Regions from separate parts of the Homo sapiens genome. Here region 2 is linked to region 1. A link is an interaction called in ENCODE POLR2A ChIA-PET data of the cell type or tissue named here. Cell type or tissue: GM12878. All regions are shown on one strand. Each heading gives the region's core, and the rest is flanking DNA. Links, peaks and the distances in the headings are about the cores only.

Region 1 (4,395 bases), core at 69-4,068:
TATAGTTCAAAGAATTCCACAGTATTCTCTTAGACCATACAGAGAAACCTTAACATTGGCAATCACATCTTGTAATGAAAATGAATTTTAAAAAAGAAAGGGGAGAAAACGAACATAATAGGAATAGTACATAGTGGCTAGCTTTGATAATAGTTTTTTTTTTTGTTTGTTTTTTAAGAGAGTCTTAGTATGTTACCTAGGTTGGGCTTGAACTCCTGGGCTTAAGGGATCCTCCCACCTCAGCCTCCCTAGTAGCGAGTACTACAGGTGTGTGCCACCATGCCCAGCTGCTGGTAACTGATTTTTGAGGCTCTGCTCTTGATTTGGATACAATAGTGTTAAAATAGTTTTATGATTTACTGAAAATAGAATGAAATTTTAACAAGGTTTTTAAAAGACCCCAAATAATATTACTTGTCAGTTTTCAAGTGAATTAATATCATAAAGCAATACTTTTCCAAAGGGCAGAAAATTAATTGTAGATTGGCACAGTCATGCAGGATATTATTAAAATAGGTGAGTCTTAAAAAATAGTACCATAACTTATACAGTGGTGTTGATGGCACTTTCTCATCTACCCTATGTTATAAAGTTTTTTGCTGCTGAATTTAAACACCTTTTCCTAAAACGGGCAACTTTGCTGTTTTTGCAAAAAGCAGCATAAGTGATTTTCCAATTCTTTTTCTATTTGCTGAAAAGCAAGTTTTCAAAGATCTTTGAAATCCGTTTTCATTCCTTTTGGAAAACAAATGTAATAGCCTGATCTAGGCTTAAAGTTATTTATTTACTTATGTTTGAGACAAGGTTTCACTCTGTCACCCAGGCTGGAGTGCAGTGGTGCAGTCACAGCTCACTGCAGCCTCAACCTGCAGGCTCAAGCAATCCTCCTGTCTCAGCCTGCCACCTCAGTCTTAGTAGCTGAGACTACAGGTGCACACCACAGTGCGTGGCTAATTTTTTTTTTTTTTTTTTTTTTTTGTAGAGACAGGGTCCCCTGTGTTCTTGAACTCCTGGGCTCAAGCAGTCCTACTGCCTCCACCTCCCAAAGTGCTGGGATTCCAGGTGTGAGCCACCGTGCCTGGTCAAGTTATTTAGAAGACTTTTTTTTGTGTTAATTAAGCTCATGAATACAGATGTAAAACTCTTATATTGTTGACGTGATATAGAACTTAGGCTGCAGCTCAGTTTTGGCATTTTTTCATGTTGAGAATTTTTGCTCTAAATTTACTTAACATTTAGATTTTAATTTACTTAAAATTTACATAAAATTGGATTTCCCTTCTAGAGGGTCTGGTTGCAGTTTACATAGGTCTTTTGCCCCTGTTGTGCCTGTTGTCTAAAATGTTCTTCCCTATCTGTAAATCCCACCCATCTATCAAGGACCAGCTGGCATGCTGCCTTCTGATCCTTTCAGCTGCAGAAAAGACAGGCTTACCTTGGAGATATTGCAAGTTTGGTTCCCGGCCACTGCAATAAAGTGAGTCCCATGAAATTTTTGGTTTCCCAGTGCATATAAAAGTTATAGTCACACTATATTGTATTATATTAAGAGTGCAGTAGCATTATATCTAAAAGACCAATGTATATACCTTAATTTAAAAATCCTTTATTGCTAAAAAAAAAAATGCTATCTGAGCCTCAGGAAGTCATAATCTTTTTGCTGGTAGAGAGTCTTGCCTTGATGTTTATGGCTGCTGACTGATCAGGGTGCTGGTTGTTAAAGGTTGGGGTAGCTGTGGCAATTTCTTCAAATAAGACAACCGTAAAGTTTGCCACATGGATTGGTTTTCCTTTCCAGAGAAAGATTTCTCTGTATCATGTGATGCTGTCTGATAGCATTTTACCCACAGTAGGACTTTCAGAATTGGAGTCAATTTTATCACCCTGCCACGGCTTTATCAATGAAGTTTATGTAATATTCTAAATCCTTTGTTGTCATTTCAGCAATGTTCACAGCATCTTCACCAGGAGTAGATTCTATCTCAAAACACTTTCTTTGCTCATCAAAAGAAACAGCTCTTTATCCGTTCAAGTTTTACAAGGAATTACAACAATTCAGTCACATCTTAAAGCTTCAGTTCTAATTCTAGTTATTTTGCTGTTTATGGCATGCCTGCAGTTACTTTATCTTATATGAATTATGGTATATGTGTGTGATATATGTGGGTCAGTGTTTGTGTATATATGCATCTTTTTTTGTATATGTATGTTTTATTACTTCTTCTAGATTCTAGTTCTTCATCTTCCAGTGTTAATTCCTTGTACAAAGTAGGTCCTTATCATTCACTGGATGAATGAATATCCAAGTTACGGTGTATTTAGTGAGCTGGGATTGGAACAATACAATTGATCAAATGCATTACTGAGTATGTGCCCCATCTAAGTTTGCAGCTTTAGATTGTGGTCAGAGGCTGTTACAAGATCTTATATATTCTATGATGGGCCATATGCATCTAAAGCATGGTGGTTCAGTTTATGAATATATAAAAGGACAATTTTTTGATTAATGTCAGCTTTGAGTTTAGAATGTATCCCAGACATCTTAGTTGCCCTTAATTATTTTTGGAGATATTTTTCTCAGCCATTAATAAAGCAATCCGAATGATGCATTTTTCTCTGAGCTTGAGTTTTTGTATATGTAAAATAATGGCTTTACATTCATTAAGTTTCCTTCTAGCTCTGGGATTCTGTGTCTTACGATGAATTTCATTGAGTGCAAAGTGTAGCACCAAGATAATACATGGACTTAATGAGTATACATGTTTTTTACAGTTTGGACTCTTAATACTTAGTGAATACAAGTCCAGATTTTGTATGACTTCCTGCAGTGGCTTCCATTGCATTGAAAATACAATCTAAGTGTATTACCTTCATTTACAAAGTTTGATGCTATGGCTCTTTCTTACCCCTCAAATCTGAACTTCCACCTCTCTTTTTCTAGATCACCACCCTCCAAATACGCTGGGATTCTTTTTTTTTTGTTTTGTTTTTTTGTTTTTAAGACAGAGTCTCGCTCTGTTGCCCAGGCTGGAGTGCAGGGACGGGATCTCAGCTGACTGCAACCTCTGCCTCCTGGGTTCAGGTGATTCTCATGCCTCACCCTCCCAAGTAGCTGGGATTACAGGTGCATGCCATCATGTCCGGCTAAGTTTTGTATTTTTAGTAGAGACAGAGTTCGCCATCTTGTCCAGACTGGTCTCAAACTTCAGGCCTCTAGTGATCTGTCCCCCTCGGCCTCCCAGAGTGCTGGAATTCTAGGCGTGAGCCACTGCAGACACATAAAATTGTGCTGAAGTATTTCTAATCACTTCGAGTTACAATTCTGTTAAGTTTCATTTTGCCTGCCAATATTATTCTGAAAAATTTCCCAACCAAATCTTTCTTGTACTACTGTGTCATTGCTCACAGACAATTTTTTTCCACATTGGTAGAACCCTGAACTCCATTCATACAGATAATATGAGGTACTTAACTTGTACATTTGTTTAAGTTCCTTATTGATGCTGGATATTAGATCTTTGTCAGATGCAAAGTTTCCAAAAATTGTCTCCATTCTGTAGGTTTTCTGTTGACTCTGTTGATAGTTTCTGTTGCTGTGCAGAGGCTCTTTAGTTTAGATTTTATTTGTCAATTTTTGCTTTTATTGTAGTTGCTTTTGGTGTCTTCATCATGAAATCTTTGCCCATTCCTGTGTCCTGAATGGTATTATGTAGGTTGTGTTGCAGGGTTTTTATAGTTTTTGGTTTTACATTTAAGTCTCTAATCCATCTTCAGTTGTATATGGTGTAAAGAAGGGGTCCACTTTCAATCTTTTGCATATGGCTAGCCAGATATCCCAGCACCATTTATTGAATAGGCAATCCTTCTCCCATTGCTTGTTTTGTCAGATTTGTCGAAGATCAGATAGTTGTAGGTGTGCAGCATTATTTCTGGGTTCTCTGTTCTGTTCCATTGGTCTATGTGTCTGTTTTTGTACCAGTATCATGCTGTTTTGGTTACTGTAGCCCTGTAGTGTAGTTTGAAGATGAGTAGCGAGTAGCATGATGCCTCCAGCTTTGTTCTTTTGCTTAGGATTGCTTTGGCTATTTGGGCTATTTTTTGGTTCCATATGAATTTTGAAACAGTTTTTTCTAATTCTGTGATGAATGTCAGTGGTAGTTTAATAGGAATATCATTGAAATTGTAAATTGCTTTGGGCAGTATGGGCATTTTAATGATATTGATTCTTCCTATCCGTGAGCATGGGATGTTTTTCCATTTGCTTGTGTCATCTCTGATCTCTTTGAGCAGTGTTTTATAGTTCTTCGTGTAGTGATCCTTCACCTCCATGGTTAGCTGTATTCCTACGTGTGTGTGTGTGTGTGTGTGTGTGTGTGTGTGTGTGTGGTGGGGGGC
Region 2 (4,395 bases), core at 122-4,121, 380 kb before region 1:
AATTACCTCATTGCTCCATTTGACCCCACAGCATTTCTACTCCCTGGAATGGGGACACCTGGAGAAATCCACACATGAGGCCTAAACATCCTAGTACCCGCAATGTATCGATTTTTTTCTTTCTTCTAGAAGCAGAGGATGGTAATAAATTGTGTTGCTAACAACAAAGGTCACTGCATAGCTATCAGCCCTATGCAATGATAGCTGTGAAGGACAACAAATAATAGTTTTGCAAATCTCCTCTTTGAACATTCTTTCCTTAAGAATCCTGTTTGGCGGACCTGTTGTGAAATATGTGTCTCCTTCATCTAGTGTTGCTCAAACTGTGAGTGCTGACCTAGTGTCTTAGTCTGTTTGAACTACTATAACAAAAATATCACAAGCTGGTTGGCTTATAAACAGCAGACCTTCATTGCTCACAGCTCTGGAGGCTGGGAAGTCCAAGATCAAGGCACCAGCAGATTCAGTGTCTGGCGATGGGCCTCTTCATAGAAGGTGGTCTTTCTGCTGTGTCCTCATGTGGTAGGAAGGGGTACAAGAAAGGCCTTTTTTATAAGGACACTAATCCCATTCAGGAGAGTTCTACCCTCATGACTAATCTTCTCACAAAGTGCCCACCTCCTAATATCATCACCTTGGGGGTTAGGAGTTCAACATATGAATCTGAGGGGGACACAAACATTTTGACCATAGCACCTATTCTAGAATTGTGAAATTGGCTTTCATTTATTAACAAAAATATAACTGAATAGAATGGAAAAGAATAAAAGAGAAGAGAGGAGAAAGAAACATATAGATCACAGAGAGCAAGGGTAATCAGATGAGTTTAATAAGACATTTCATGTTTATGAGAGTATGTATACTGAGTTGCAATGTAAAGCATATTTCTTAGTAAAAAATAATATTTGAAAAATATATAAACCACTACCACAATTTATTTGGAGATAAATTTTCTTTGGATCTCAAATAAAGTAAAAGAAAGTTCTAATGCAATTTTTTTTAACTTTTATTTTAAGTTCACAGTTACAACTGCAGGTTTGTTACGTTGGTAAACTTGTGTCATGGAGGTTTGTTTTACAGGTTATTTCATCAGCCTGGTATTAAGCCTAGTACCCATTAGTACATTTTTCCTGATCCTCTTCCTCCTCCCACCTCCTGCCCTCCAAAAGGCCTCAGTGTGTGTTGTTCCCCTTTATGTGTCCATGTGTTCTCATCATTTAGCTCCTACATATAAGTGAGAACATGAGGTATTTGGTTTTCTGAAAATTTCCATGTGTCTATCAAGAATAGCTTGGGAGGAAGGTTGAGAGTAAATGTTATCATGATCCCAAAACATCTGCCTGGGGAAACATTATTTTTAAAGTATCAGAATGACTCCCTCATGCAGCCCAGGCTATTTTCTGGAAAAGTGACATCCTAGTTAGCCTTGTCATAGAAGTAGGCCCTAAGGCAAGGATTTGCACACAAGCAGTTAATTTGAGAAGAATAGGGAGTATCATCAGCGGGAACTAGGAAAGCAATACAAGGAAGGGAAGGGAGCTATAAGGTTACTATTAAGTCTGCTACCATGGTCAGGTTATGTTGGTGGGAAAACTTGGGGAAACAGCACCTGCTGCAGAATTATCCCATCCAAGGGGCAAGAGAACAAGTATTTATTTCCAAGTGGCAAGTTGGTTGAAGGCTGCTGCCGGGGCAGGGGGTGAAGATGGTGAGTGTTAATTCTCTGGCACTTCTGGCCTACCTGCTCCTGGGCAGAGCAAGACAGAGAAATTTTCACTGTTCTGCAGAGAGAAAAAAGACTATGGGCCCCACCATGCAGATACTGAAAAGAACAAAGGTAATAAACAGAGCACTCAGGGCATCTATTCAGGTGGCCTGATCCTACAGAGACTCCTCCAAAAGGCTGGGGGCATCCTCTACATCCTTGTCCACTCACACTCACCTTGGAGGTGATTCTTTCCTGGACTAAAGACCCAGATGTATCTGAGGGTGAAAAGCAGGTATTGTTTTAGTACTAGTTTTGGTAGCAAGTGAAGAGCACATAAAATTTTCTTGGTTGTTCCAAAATGTCCACCACTTTGTAATAAGAACAAAGTCTGCACAGATCTAAAAGGAAAATTCTAATTTTAGCAGATTTGAAGCCCCTCAAGTTAGTTTCCCTGGCTCTATGCTATTAGCCACATAATCCAACTTTGCCTGCTTCTTGTCCCTCCCAGATTTAGCAGTGAGGCTGAAATTCTGCAGTGCCATGAGTGCCTGCACAGTTTCTGAACTTTCCCTCTTCTGGCCTCATATTTCCTGAAGCTGAAGGGAAGGGGACAGCTGACTGCCATTCCCACAGCTTTAGACCCTTCCTCTCACTTCTGCCCCGGCAAGGGAAACTGAGTTGTATCAGTCCTGCTCCCTGGGCCCCTGACACCATGACAGGGAAGAAAATCTGCCAAAGATCTATGGTTACTTGGATTCACTGAGCTGAGATGGTCAAATCTAATGCATCTTCACATCCTGTGCGGGTAAATGCCCCACCTAAGGGAGATGTTACTTATAGATGTAGAGCAATTCCAGGGATCTACCAGGGGACTGGTAGAGCCACACTTCCTTAACAATCATAGAATTACAGATTCACCTGGGGCTCATGGCTCACGGGTTGCCAAGTTACCTCACCAAGCAAATGTGATGGAATTACCAAGACAGGTTTAGATCTGTGGTGGAACAGGCCACAAAGTTCCTGAGATCTCTCTGACTTCTGGCTTAGGGACTCAACCACTATGTCTACCAGATTCAAGGAAAAAGAAAACAGGTGTGTATGACTCTGCATTCCTCAACCCCAAACAGTTGAAGAAAGTGGAGGCTTAGTTCCACCAAGTCTGGCAGAGCACAGAGATTCCCCTCCGTCAGGTGGTATGGCCTAGAATTTGACTGTACACATCACATCCAGATCATTTGTCCCTGAGCACTTATCCAGAGCCCAGACTACAGCTTCTCTCTCAGTTGATTTTATTAGCCAAGGAATCATGACCTAGTTTCTGCCTTGGAGTTGCTGAGATCTCTCTGGCTTATCCCAGGATCAGAACCTGTTTGGGCCCAGATCATTTGGCTGTGACCTTCCTATCCTGCAACACTGCCTGGTTCTTCCAAGTAATGCCCAGAAGACTGAACCCTATTCTCAATGTCTCTGCCACTGGCCTCTTCAAACTAAAGAGACTCTCCTAGAAGCAGGTACAACTCATCATCTGACTTCAAGACTCCCAATTCCTGGAAGAAAAGCACCTGTGCTTGACATAGCAGGGTCTTGACATTAATACCAGCCAAGCTGAGAAGTGGACTTTGGCCACTGAGGCAGAGACTGGCTAGTTTATGCATGAAAATCTTTTACCTTTCCTCCTGGGCACACAGCTAGACAACACTTCCCAGCCTTTCTTGCAGTGACCATGTGCCTAAGATCTGGCACTAGAATCTGAGCAGAAATTGTGTGCTCCATTTCTGGACCTGGATGATAAAAATCTCATGTGTGATTCTACACTCTTCCTCTATATGTCAGCTGGATATCTAGACCAAGGGCATCCATGAAAACCCCATGTTGAAAGGACACAACATCTCTCAGCTTGGGTCCTCAAAAGGCTACACAGAGGCCGAGCATGGTGGCTCATGCCTATAATCCCAGCTACTCGGTAGGCTGAGGAATGAGGATCACTTAAACCCGGGAAGCATAGGTTGTTGTGAGCCAAGATCGTGCCACTGTACTCCAGCCTGGGGGACAGAGCAAGACCCTGTCTGAAAAAAAAAAAAAAAAGACTACACATAGGAAAGTACCATCCCCCACAGCCCACAGCCTACCCCACCCTCCAGCACTAATGGACTTTTCCATGCGTAAGAAATTTCCATTGTGTGAGCCACTAATATTTGAAGGTTTATCTGTTATAGCAGCTGGACTTACATTATCCAACACAGTCACCCACGACCAAAGCTAGGCTCCCAGCCAAGTAAGTGACCCCAGCTGTCTGTAGCTTGCTCCCCTCTCACAGTTGTGGAGGTCCCAGCTCTCCATACTGCCCAAGGAGACAGTTTGAGATACGTGGGTGAGTAGAAGGGTGGGAGACACAGGAGATGTTTCTCAAGGGAAAAGCTTTGACTCTTCCATGTTTTGTAATCAGGAATTTTCCATGGTCGCACAGTGAGTCAGAGGAAAAGCCATAATTTTCATCCTCCCTCTGCTGGGGCAGCTGTCTTCCTGCAGGATGGGGTCTAAGCTCCATTCCTAGGAAGGAGGGGGTCAGTAAGGAGAAGGGTCATCAACTCAGGATCCTACCTTCTCATGGAAACCACTGAGAAGACTAAGCACACCAGCCGCACACAAGTGAGGAGATTTTAAATCAGCTGGACAATCCTTTTTTG

The links. ChIA-PET counts read pairs that join two places held together with the same protein. Peaks named below come from ENCODE experiments on the same cell type or tissue, not always from the same donor. Only the 100,000 strongest peaks of a DNase experiment are listed, where the experiment ranks them.
Region 2: POLR2A ChIA-PET joins it to region 1 with 5 read pairs; 1 of 35 experiments calls an interaction of 5 or more read pairs at or near these places.

Annotation. Positions count from the first base shown.
Region 1 is chr7:116,957,209-116,961,603 of GRCh38, forward strand. The region is part of intron 1 of ST7 (suppression of tumorigenicity 7); the gene reads left to right. It overlaps ST7-OT4 (ST7 overlapping transcript 4), which reads left to right. Exons shown (of 5, transcript NR_002329.2): 5 at 1,945-2,609. Among named protein-coding and RNA genes, the nearest start is that of ST7-AS1, 5.1 kb to the left of the region's middle. In GM12878, for the core only: no CTCF peak of the experiment used is centred there; no DNase peak of the experiment used is centred there; H3K4me3 peaks cover 489 bases; H3K27ac peaks cover 1,431 bases.
Region 2 is chr7:116,578,424-116,582,818 of GRCh38, forward strand. All of the region lies in intron 2 of COMETT (cytosolic oncogenic antisense to MET transcript), which reads right to left. Among named protein-coding and RNA genes, the nearest start is that of CAV1, 56 kb to the left of the region's middle. RefSeq lists a silencer at 2,708-3,157. In GM12878, for the core only: no CTCF peak of the experiment used is centred there; no DNase peak of the experiment used is centred there; H3K27ac peaks cover 284 bases.